Linked DNA regions of Mus musculus: all the other regions are linked to region 3. A link is a contact called in ENCODE POLR2A ChIA-PET data. All regions are on one chromosome and are shown on one strand. Each heading gives the region's core, a stretch centred on a gene start or an enhancer-like site at or near the end of the contact. The rest is flanking DNA. Distances are from core to core; before and after follow the strand shown.

What was found. ChIA-PET counts read pairs that join two places held with the same protein, here RNA polymerase II (POLR2A).
Region 1: POLR2A ChIA-PET joins it to region 3 with 17 read pairs in embryonic stem cell. The contact joins the enhancer-like site here to the promoter of Calm2 in region 3. POLR2A ChIA-PET finds 5 or more read pairs at or near these places in 3 of 5 experiments (Patski and embryonic stem cell).
Region 2: POLR2A ChIA-PET joins it to region 3 with 38 read pairs in Patski. The contact joins the promoter of Mcfd2 here to the promoter of Calm2 in region 3. POLR2A ChIA-PET finds 5 or more read pairs at or near these places in 3 of 5 experiments (Patski and embryonic stem cell).
Region 4: POLR2A ChIA-PET joins it to region 3 with 79 read pairs in Patski. The contact joins the promoter of 4833418N02Rik here to the promoter of Calm2 in region 3. POLR2A ChIA-PET finds 5 or more read pairs at or near these places in 4 of 5 experiments (Patski and embryonic stem cell).

The regions. Positions count from the first base shown.
Region 1 is chr17:87,600,490-87,603,423 of GRCm38, forward strand. Gm46609 (predicted gene, 46609) reads right to left here. Exons shown (of 3, transcript NR_169183.1): 3 at 1,794-2,517. Among named protein-coding and RNA genes, the nearest start is that of Gm46609, 12 kb to the right of the region's middle. Within about 2 kb of position 1,602, at least 1 of the 3 ENCODE cell types and tissues checked has a DNase peak (open chromatin) inside an H3K27ac peak, as active enhancers do.
Region 2 is chr17:87,264,304-87,267,387 of GRCm38, forward strand. Mcfd2 (multiple coagulation factor deficiency 2) reads right to left here and starts at 1,644. Exons shown (of 4, transcript NM_139295.3): 1 at 1,532-1,644.
Region 3 is chr17:87,445,436-87,448,212 of GRCm38, forward strand. Calm2 (calmodulin 2) reads right to left here and starts at 1,500. Exons shown (of 6, transcript NM_007589.5): 1 at 1,358-1,500. The coding sequence starts at 1,360.
Region 4 is chr17:87,281,294-87,284,118 of GRCm38, forward strand. 4833418N02Rik (RIKEN cDNA 4833418N02 gene) reads right to left here and starts at 1,521. Exons shown (of 5, transcript NR_015506.3): 1 at 881-1,521. Ttc7 (tetratricopeptide repeat domain 7) reads left to right here and starts at 1,593. Exons shown (of 20, transcript NM_028639.3): 1 at 1,593-2,117. The coding sequence starts at 1,931.

The DNA.
Region 1 (2,934 bases), core at 352-2,851, 160 kb after region 3:
ATCGTGCTGAGTGCAGGGTGACCCCAACACATTGGAACAATAAATTCCTCTTACTTTTTGCACTGATTCCTGGCTCCACGTGGTTCACTCAGGGGGTCCCTGGTAAGCTACAGCTCGCCACAGACTTCCAGCAGGAATCATCCTCTCCTTCCACCTTCTGGGTCTTAATGCTCCATGGCCCAACCTTTAACTGCTGAGGCATCTCTGGGCTTTGTTTGAGTTTTAAGACAGAGTTTCCTCTGTTTAGCCCTGGCTGCCCTGGAACTTGCTCTGTTGACCAGGCTGACCTTGAATTCCTGAGTTTTGGGAATAAAGGTGTGTCTTAAATTTTTTAAAAAAGATTTATTTCTTTGTTTTATGTATGTGTGCTCTATCTGCATATAAATGCCTGCATGCCAGAAGAGGGCATCATATCCCTGGAAATGAAATTATAGATGGTCATGTGGATATTGGAAATCTAACCCAGATCCTCTACAAAGAGCAGCCAGTCCTCTTAACTATCAAGCCATCTCTCTAGACCCACCTACCTTCATTCTCGTGAATTGGAACTATACAGCTGAAACCAGTATAAATTTTATCAGTGTCTCTAAAATGCTTGGTTAGCAGGGCATGGTGGTGCACACCTGTAATCCTAGCATTCAGGATGCTGAGGCAGGAGGACTGCTGGAACTTTGAGAACAGTTTGGGCCACATATCAAGACACCATCTTTTATTCTTTAAAAAAAAAAAAAAAAAGCCTAGACATTGGGCTGGGGCTAAGAGTGGCTTTCAGAGGTCCTGAGTTCAATTTCCAGCAACCACATGGTGGCTCACAAACATTTGTAATGGCACATGTACACACACACACAAATTAAAATAAAAAGGCAATAAATATGTTTGGTGACTTTTTTTTTTTTTTTTCGAGACAGGGTTTCTCTGTGTAGCTCTGGCTGTCCCGGAACTCGCTTTGTAGACCAGGCTGGCCTCGAACTCAGAAATCTGCCTGCCTCTGCCTCCCAAGTGCTGGGATTAAAGGCATGCGCCACCACCGCCCGGCTTTTGGTGGCTTTTGTTAATACTCTAGCATAGCATCAGGCAACTTGAAGGTATCTTTTTTGAGATATTTGACCATCCAAGTGCAGCTACATAAATTCTAATCTCTGCTGGGCCCTATCTACAGAAACTGGCACTGCTTTGCTTAGCAACTGTAGGGAAATCTCCTTTGGAGAGATTCTAGGAGTGGTAGGGAACAAGACAATGGAGACTCTCACCACGCCCTGGAGGCCGCAGCCTCACCGGAGAGAACTGCAGAAGATTGCCCGGGAACCTGGAATCCAGGAGGTGGGTGGAGCTGGCAGCCATTGTTCTTTGAACATTCAAGGCCCTGGAACCTAATTTGCTAAACTAGAGCTCAAGACATAGATATCCCTGTTTAAATTCAAAGCCAAAAGACACCCAGAGGTTTTTTGTTGTTGTTGTTGTTGTTTTTTTTTTTTTTTTTTTTTTTTTTTGAGAGTCTTATCCTGTTTCTTAAGCGATGTTCCCGCCATAGGCTTCCTAGGTAGGGGGTCAGAGTCCCCCACCCCTCACCCCCGTGCCTTTCAGCCGCTATACCGCAACATGGCCAGCAGGAGGCAGCACTACATATCAGAAAGGCAGAGAACTACCAACGTAAAAAAATAAGAAGAATTGAAGCCTTTGGAGCAGCTCTCTGGTTTCATAATGTTGTCTGGGGAGGGGGGAGGGGGCGGCTTTGCTTTCTTCTGCTGCCTAAATCTGGGAAACCTAAAGCCAGTTGGGAATAATTCTGCTGCTTTTTGTGATAGAGGAAGCTGATTTATTCCCTCATGCGCATGGGCATGAGCAAAACATGACCACCGTACAAGAAGGGCATGCGCGCGTGTGCTCGAGCCCCCCCCCCCCCCAACACACACACACTTCCTCTTCCTCTGTCTAGAGTTTCTCTTCCCGAGCCACTTTAAATTTGCTCTGTAACGCAAGTCTTGGCTCCCTGTTAAAGGAATGCTAGGGATCAGTGAGTAGGGTAGGGAAAACGTTATTTTCAGGAAATGCCCAACCATCCCAACATACCTACGGTCAATCCTACTTTGAAGGCAGGTCAAGCCAGTATCTGATTTCTGAGTTCCTGATCCAGAAAGACAAGCAGCTCTAACTGCAGGCCCAGTCTCCCTGCCTGGATCCCCCCACCGTGGAATCTCACCGAGCTCCCACTCTTCTCAGTACTAACTGTAGAGACTTTCCAGGCCTGTAGTCAGAGAGCTCGGGGTGACTGTCCAACATAAATGCCAAAGAAGTCCCTGTGCGGGATGCTGTCTTTGCCCTGCCCCAATGGGCATGTCCAAGCTACTGTTTGGAGACTTCGAGTTCACCAGGCCCTCCCTCTGCCCTTTGAACCTTCCTGGAGCCTGTGGCTTTTCTCTGGTTCTTGGATGGTTAAAGGGGCATTTCCATTCCGCCTGCTTTCCTCACCGTTGGCCTCTGTGTCTCAGGTGGCAGGGTGTGGTCCCAGCTAGAGGCCTAAATGAAAAGGAAAGACAAAGAAGAAAAAGAAAAAGAAAAGGAAAAAAGAAAAAAAAAATCCCATTCATCATTCATGACGATCCCACAAATGAATGTGACCATTCACATTTTAACAAGGGGAGCCCCCACACCCCAAGGCATTGAACTGTACATGTACAGTGGACTCCAGCTTTTAGAGACTAAATCAGCTAGTATCTATCTACCCAGAGGGCAGCTGTGGTAGGCTGGCCGGCTGTGGTAGGGCAGCCCTCCGCCAACCACCGTTTCCTTCTCAGCTCATGCAGTGACCTCACTCTCTGGTCTGTTCACAGGCTCTCCCACGAAGCCTTTGAGGTTCGTCAGCTTCGCCTCAGCCGCTCCGAGTGTACACTGGCCTGAGTTCTGGGGAGCTACCTCAGCTCTGGTTTTCTCTCC
Region 2 (3,084 bases), core at 394-2,893, 180 kb before region 3:
CTTCTCCTCTTTCCAAAGGTCAGGATCTGTGTTCTCTCATTTGTGAACTGAACAACGCTGAGCTGGCGTGGGACGTGGTCAGAATGGGGTGAGAAGAAACACAGTACTTAAGTCTCTATCTCAGAGGCCCTGGCCTAAGGCTGAGCTCTCCCTTTGCAGCACTCCTGCCCACCCTTCCTTCCCACTGGGCCATTATTCCTATCAGGGAGTGGGCTTTCCTCCTAGCAGCTGTTGGCAGCCTTCAGAGGCTCTTAGTTGGGAATTTACATTCAAAGCAATCACATTTGACAACACCCCAGACATCCTGTTACACGGAGCCAAGGCCAACTGACTAGTGCTTCCTAGTTGTAGTCATCTCCATGCTCTTGAAGTCCAAGTAACCAGCAAGTTTCTGGGTTACAGAAAGCCCCCACATGGGCTGAGGTTGAAAACTTGTCCTGAATAGGCTGGTGTTTAATAGTCTGGTCCATTTGTTCACTGGGGGATTCCAAAGGAATGCCATGCTACCCTTATAACTAACATTTAACTAAGAGCCTAGTTACATAGGGAGAGCAGAGCTGTGAAGGCTGTGAGAACAGTCAGACGCCTCTCGACAGCAAAACACAGGTCACTAAAGAGGCACTCCAGGGGTATCACACACACCCCCATCCACAGAAAGCATGAGAAGAAATATTTCAACCCAAAGCAAAGCACGCCCCTCCATATGGCAGTGAACACCTAAACATGACTTAAGTCCAATCCAGAATATTCAGATGAGGAGGGGCAGGTCTTGAGTAAAGTACAAAGACAGTGAGTGAGTCACAACAGGCATTGCAGGAAGGAAAGAAGAGCTTGGAAGGGCAATGAGAATCCACAGAAGGACCTGGGAATGGGGCAGGGTGGCTGAGCGTGTCTCTACCTCCCCTGTACTGGACACGTTGAGGAGGGTCAATCAATATTAAAGGAGCAGAAAAGAGAGCTGATTGCTAAGGCAAGGTGTCTGGAAAAGTGAGAGTTTTGAATAGGTTCAATGTATTTGATGAGTGTAGGTAAGAGTGACGCCCAGGCCTCTGGTTTGGGCATATGTGTGGATGGAGGTGCCATGTCCCAGAAAGGGAAAACGAGACAAACGAGCATCCCTTGTCTACCTAACCTCCTAGGCTCAAACTAGCCAACCCTGTCGAGACAACAGGACCTGTGGGTCTGCCCCGAGGAAGGTGGGGGAGCCAGAGGCAGATGGAGTAACGCCTGAGACCCGCGTGCTTCCAGGCCAGCCAGGGTCCGTGTCCAGCCCACACAGCTGGCCCTACAGCCTAGTACTGAGACTCCCAGCAATGGGGTGAGCGCAAACAACAGCGCGGTGCTCAGCCGGGCAGACACGTCTGGCCCCCGAAACCCTCTCGGAAGACAGGCTGCCTCCGTGGGCCACAGGTCCCGCTGCGCCCTGAAGGTCCGCATCCTCCACCCCGCCACCCGGGCCTCCCATTCTCGAGCCCCAGGCCGACCGACCTCTGCCCCGAGGGTCAGGCCTCCGGCCCGTGGGTTCGCTCACCCCGATAATCCCCGACGCAGTCGCGAAGCACTCCAACGTGAACCTTGCCAGCTGCCGTCCCTGGGACGCTTTTCTCCGCACGCCGGTCCCGCCCCTCGCCCAGCCGCGCACGCGCACAGCCTCCCGCCCGCCCACCAACGCTGCCGGCCCCGCCCCCTGTGCGACCCGATCCAGTGGATCCACGTGTCCCCTGTGGCTGGCGCGGCCAGACCCGCCTCCCGAGGGCGACACCCTACTGCTAGGGCCCTGGGGAGGCCAAGAGGCGAGCTGGTTGCTAGGCAAACCTGAGGCTCCGGAACGTGGCTCACCGTGGGTTGTGGGCTGCAGGATCCGGAGGAGGCGGACTCCGAAGCTGGCCAGCCTCACCTTCTCTATACTTTGACGGATATCCTTGCTTCCACTACAAACTGAGAGAGTAAAACCCCTAACTCCTGTCCCAGTGAGGCAGCCGGTACTTCTCGGGGATCCTGCGTTTCCAAGACTGACCTGCTTCCATTTTCTTTTTGCTCCATTCCCTGAGCCGCAGCCTCAAGATCCAGCTAGTAAAGTTCCTGAAATCGTCTGGTTTTGTTGTTTTCTTTGAGAGAAGACAATATATTTAAAAAAAAAAAAAAAAAAAAGGATCCTGCCCTTTGATATTAACAAAATTGTCTTTCAGTGAATGTGTATAGATACAGATAGATATATGAGCTTAGGACTGTACATTTTAAAATTCCTTCTCTCCTTTGTATCTTTGAAGATACATAATCGTATTTTTTTTAGATGCACCTACATCAAAGATGGAGAGAGATTATATCAAAGCCCACCCCCACCCCCTCTTCCTTGTAGCCTTGAAAATTGCCCAACAGCACCGTTTTTGTCTCTTTGTCCCACTTTCCAAGATTAAGATTTCAACATTATCCATAGGGAGAGAAAGCCTCTTTCAAGAGTCCCTAAGATATTGCATCTCATTCCATCTCATTCTGAAGGTTAGATTAATTTGGTCCAGTTCATTCTGGGTACCCTGTAGTTGACTGCATTGTACCTACGATCCTTTGTCCTGGGAGCTACAAATGCAGGCAGTTTATGAAGCTCAGTAAGTAGAGACTGGACCGAGGGTAGCCTGGAGCATTCTTCACCTCACACCTCCTAGACTTTTTGTTTTGTTGCTGATTTGGTGTTTTGATTTTTCGAGACAGGATCTCTCAGTGTAGCCCTGGCTGTTCTGGAACTTGCTCTGTAGACCGGGCTGCCCGCAGACTCAGATCCATCTGCTTCTGTCTCCCAAGTGCTGGGATTAAAGGTGTGTGCCACCACTGCCCTGCTCAGACTTTTTTCTAATAAGCACTTGCCACCAAGCCAGATACTCCACCTTCTCTGTGGATGCTAGCTTTTGTCATCTTTCTCTTTCTACTGGATCATTCTTACCTGCATAGATGCTTGCCCTCTGGTTCTTTCCTACAATGCTATTGAAATGGCCATCTCCATGCAAACCAGGTCTCTTCTGACTTGCTTATTCCTCGAAGTCAAACATGGCTCCCATTGTCTCCTTTGTTTGAATGCTGTGGAGGTGG
Region 3 (2,777 bases), core at 250-2,749:
CACTCCCCACACCCAAGCAGGCTGGAGGTTTCAGTTGGCAGGGATTCCCAACTACTGTTTAAGATGTCACCTTGCCTCCTGGACACACCCATTGCTGTAACCATTTGGCAAGGGAGTAAAATAAGTATTGCAAATTATCGTCCTCATTAATTTTTTTAAAACAGAAAACACGAAGAGGGACTTATTTTTCAAAGCTCTTTCTAAAATCTCCTGCTCTCTTTTACACTCTTTAAGTGTACAGTTACTGACGGCCATTATTGCATAGGTGAACTGTCCGTAAGAACTAAGATCAGATGGCAACTTCCACTCTGAAACGCAAGTCGTTTTCAAGGAACTCTGCGTGTGGTAGAGGTGAACAGGAGTGCACCTGAGCACTCAAGAATTTAGCGACCCGCCCCTTAATTGCTACTTCCACTAGCTCATGGGGGCCGAAAAACGCCTTTGAGACCCTAACTGAGGTCGGTTGCTTTCCCTTTACGAGCTCTATTTTTTTTTTTTTTGAGAAAGCGCCCGACTTCCAGCAAAAGCTTGTATTCTTCAACGATTTAAAAAAAGAAAAAAAAATTAATCATCCAGTCTGGGTAGCGGAAGCCAGCACCAGATGGAGTGAACAAGCAGCAGCAGCAGCAGCCCTGCGCGGAGGGGGAGGGGGGACTGCTGGGGTCCCCTCCCCCGCCCATCCCCGCAGCGCCGCGGGCCGCCCAGACCTCCGCAGTCCTGCAGGTGCCAGCGCAGCAGCTGGGGCGCGAGCCGAGCCGAGCCGCGTAGGGCGGCGGCTCGGGGCCCCGCGCGCTCACCCCACCCGACCCCCGCGGCGGGGGTCCCCGCACGGGCTGGACCCACGGGGCGCGCCCCCGGCCCGGCCCGGCCCGGCCTCGCGGGGATGCGGGCTAACGGCGCCCGCTCGCCTCGGGGCCCCGCGCTCCTCCCCACCCCACCCCCCGCGCATGGCGGCCGGGCGGACAAAGGCGCTTCCTGGCGCCCGCGCTCGCTCGGCGGTGGCCGTTGGCGGTTTGAATCCGGCCCCCGGGGCTGACCTTTGGCGCCGCCTCGGCCGCAGCCCCTCCTGCTCTGCTCTCTCGACCGAGCCCACGGCCCCGCACCCCAGATCCATCCTCCCCCGGCCAAGCCCCGCAGCGGTCCCCCGACTCATCTAAAAGGGAACCCAAGAGGACAGGGGTGGGGGACACCTGCGACACAAGTGTCGCGGGGGGCCTCCTGGCTTTTTTTTTTTTTTTTTTTTGGTGCCGTCCCTCTGGCGAGGACAGTTCTGAGAGGGGAGGTCCCCTCTTTAGTCAATCCGCTTCAGCATCTTTCCCCGACCCGCGGGGCGCCGGCCGCTCAGCTACGCACTCACCATGCTGCAAGGGCTACGGGTTTCCGAGACGCGACCAGACAACCGCTCGACTCGCTCGCTCCACTCGGACTAATTCTCCTCCTCCGCCCCCAGCTCCTCATAAACACCTCCCTCCGCCTCCCTCCGCCAGATCCCTCCGCCTCATCCAGATAACGGAACCTAGCGAACGAGTCCCGGCCAGCCCCCGCCCCCTCCCCCCCCCCAACTCTCCGGGAGACCCCCTTTCTCCGCAGTCACTGGGCAGACACGCAAGAGAGAAAGGGGAGCAGGGGGACGGATGACGTAAGTGGGTTCCACTCCCAGGCAAGCCGTTAAAAGGCCGGGGGAACCGCGCCTGGCAGGAGCTACTTTGCGGCGCGGAGGAGCACCGCGGTGGCGGTCGACCAGGCGAACCTCGTTGAGCTTGCTGCTGATTGGCTGATTTGTACCTGCAATGCGTCACTTTCTCTCGCAGCCGGAACGCGGTTGCGGCTTCTGCCGTTGCTTGCTCGCGCCGCGCTGTCCTGGCAACTGCGCCAGGCGGCAGCGTGGCTCTCTCTGCGCTCGGCTGGAGGACCTTCTTCCACCCGTCCTGCCTGCCACAGACACACGCACACACTCACCTTCCCGCCCCGTATGGAGGTGCTGCTGACAAAAACAACACGGGCCAAAACAAAAAATAAATAAAACTGAAGGACACCCCCCCCCCCCAGTAAACACCCACCCAGCGCGCCCAGCTTCTCAGCGTTGCTGCATAGGGAGGCCGGTCGTTTTTCATTACACGGTGCCGAACCCATGCAGCTCAGCTGACAAGCTAATCAAAAAAGGGGCTTCCGTTTATGCCTACCCTTCGCTTCTCTTTCCTAGCAGTAATTTATCAGAAAGCTACTCAAACCCACTGTATCCGAGAGTGTGTGCTGTCGGTCTCCCCAAGGAGCCCCTCTGAAATTAGAAGCCCAAAGTAGACAACCAGAAAAGGATGATGGGGGTTAGAGAGGAAAATAAGGATTCCATCCTCAAAATACAGTGCCCAGAGAAGATTGATGGAACAGCCACGGCCCAGAGAGAATTAGGAAGATGGCGAAGGCAGAAAGAACTTCCCAGTTGAAAAAGCACCACCATGCAAACCCTCAAACCGTGGAGAGCAATCACTTTGTAAAAAGCAAGGCAAGATGAAACCTCAACTTCAGAAAGAAGCCTGCCTTCAGGATAGTTTCCCCGTTCAGCAAGAACATTTCGGTGCTAACAGCTATATGCACCCACTCGGAGAGTCCATTTTAACCTCCTTTACCTAAGTTAGACATCCCTCACACCTTTAAACATATCTTTTAATGAAGCCAGAGCTGGGCCCTCTTTCAGTCATGGAAACCAGACATTAAGCGGCCTTCTAATTAGCACTAACAAAGCTGACACCCTTTCGAACGAATGCCCACTCGATGGG
Region 4 (2,825 bases), core at 271-2,770, 160 kb before region 3:
CTCTTCCTAATGCTGGTCATTAGAAGATGAGGATCTTGGCTCTGCTAGCAAAGAGCTGAGACGCGGTCAGGCGCCTGGAGGAACACTTGCTTTGTATCTGAGGCACGAACTCTGTGCCCTCCCGTGCCCACACTCAAACTGATGATAGAGTCAAACAGACAAGAGCTAATGCTCTCTGCAGCCAGTCCTCCAGTATTTGCAACCGTGGTTGACAAAAGAATGGGAAGAAAAGATGGGGTTTCTTTGTTTCTATCAGTCTACCCTTCCCCTTTCTGTCAATCCTGCTGTTCCCTCTGGCCCCAGGGGTATCTCCCACTAACACTCTGACTAGGTAAATTGAAAACGCATTCTCAGGATACCCAAGTCAGTCTTTCACTCTTTCTGCCTTCCCCAACCCTCTCCCCACCCCATCCCCCTGCCCCACCGCCTCCGTGAAACCTAGTTCTGCAGAACCTCAGGTTCTGCACACAGGGGCAGGGAATCTTGCCTTCCAGGGAGGAAGGGGGCTTCATTTCGATCACACGGAGGAGCTGAAGTTTTGATAGGGACCGGCCCTGGTAATGGGCGTCAGGAGCCTGTGCTCTGATAGACCCGAAAACCTTAGTTCTGTACTGAAACTTGAAGCTGTAAATTTCCCGGCAGCAAGGGGCAGGGAGTGGAAGGACCTCCCGGAGAAGTAGAAAGCGGTCAGTTTCGAACTACTGAAAAGCTTGCCTGAAATCATTCTCGAACGTTTTCGGAATGGACCTCACAACAAGTGACTTAAGTACAGGCCCTGGGGATTTTTTTTTCAGTGTTGGCTGTGGTTTTAGCTACATCCTCAATTCCCAGGCAGGATTGACAGCTCCAGTTTCACCGAGGGTGGGGTCACGATACTTGCCTTCTAGCCAGGGTAGTCCTGGCTCCGCCCTCCAAGCCCCGCCCAGAGTCCTTTGAACTTCTGGGCACCGCTGGCCTTAGAGCGGAGCAGAGCGGAGTCGGGCGCTCCCTGGAGTTCTGATCAGCCTTTAGACACCAAAATAAAGTAGCAGCAAGTGGAAAATCAGCTGAGATCCTCTTTTAGAACCCAGAGTAGGCATTCCGATGGAAAGAGGAGTCCGGCAGTTAAAACAAACATAAACCCTCTCCGAGTTGGGGACATCCGAAGAGCTTAGGGACTTGCCCCGGCCGGTCTATCCGCAGCCCTGCGGGCGGGCGCGTTGCATCCGACCCGGATCCGCCAAGAGCCCGGGACCAGGACTGTCCTGTCGGCCGCTCCTCGGATTTGTGACGTGCCTCAGGCTGTGGCGGTGACGGGGCCACCACACAAAGCCGGGCGGTCCGGGCGGAGGACCCCAGGCCAAGAGTCCTGACGGGATGGGGAGGGAACGGGGAGCGAGGCGCCCCCGGGCTCCCGGGCTCCCCGCAGCATTAAAGTGAGCACCCAGTCAGCGGCGGGGAGCCGGCGGAGGGCGGCCCGAGATCGCCGTGTGCGCGCTTGGCTTCTGTGGCCTCGCTGGCGGTCGGCTCGCCTAGCCCGGCGGGGGATAGCCACGCCCACTTTGGGGTGGAGCCGCGGCCCGGGGAGGTTCCGCTGTTGGAGACGCCCGGGCACGGGGCGGGAGCTGTGGCAGCAGCTGCTGCACAGGAGGAGACAGCAGCGTCAGGAGCTGCTGCAGCAGCGGCGGAGGCTGCTTCTGGACGCCTTGGGGTCGCGCAGCCGCAGCCCCAGTCCAGAGGCTCCAGGCGGTGCGGTGGGCGCTGCCGCCGCCGCTGCTGCTGCTGCTGCTGCGGGCCCCTTGCCGTTACCCGGGCCCCCTCTGCCACCCGGGCCCCGGATGCCGTCTGCACTCCCGTCAAGCCTGCTGGAGAGTGCTCCCCAGCCTGGACGCCGCCCCCGGCCTGGTCTCCACTCCTCCGCCGCACCTCCCATGACAGCTCCTGCTCGAAGATGGCTGCGAAGGGCGCGCACGGCACCCACCTGAAGGTGGAGAGCGAGGTGGAGCGCTGCCGCGCCGAGGGCCAGTGGGACCGCATGTTCGAGCTGGCCCGGCATCTGCAGATGCTGGGCATTTCCGGCGGCGGCAGTAGCAACCGGCGAAACAGCCCGAGCGGCAGGTTCACCACTCTGGACACCGGTGAGTGAGGGAAGGGCAGATTCGCCCGGAGCGAGCGCGCGAAAAGCACCGCCTCGTCCAGGAAGCGCGACTCAACCGACCCGTCCCGGAGCCGGCGCTGGGTGCTACCCTCCGGCTTGCCGAGGCAGTTAGGAAAGTCGTCTGTCCCAAGAGAAAAATCGCTTTGCAGATTGGGTGTTTGAAGAGAAGAGAGAGAAAGAGAAAAGTTTGTGCTCTCTGCCTTTTAAGGTCACGTGGGTAACCCTACCCTGAAATGGAGGTTTCTGTAGGTATCAGAGAAGTGCATTCATTAGACCGGACCGTTGCCTCCCTAAACTGTCGAAACTCCCTCATGTTAAATTTGTTCCTCTGTGTCTTCTCTTATTTTCCCCTCAAATAAAGTTGAGACCAAGCTCTGTCCACAGCAGACTTAGACCGATGCGTTTGGTCAGAGAAGAGGCCGGCGAACCTCAGTTTCTTCGCCAGTGGCGGACACTGGCCCCATCCAGTCCTGGCAGCCTGTGGCTTTTGCAGCAGGGCTGGTTTAGTTGGGCTGGGCTCTTGTGCTGGGGCGGGAAAGCACCCTGATGGGGTAGAGGGAGAACCCCGCCCAGTCTTCAGACCCAGATCCTGTTTCGGGTGTCTTGCTCTCTGCGGTGGGAGAGGTTCAGAGCCCGCCGCGTGTGCACACCCACCTTTTCCGAAGTGGGCAGAGAATAAGTCCGACTA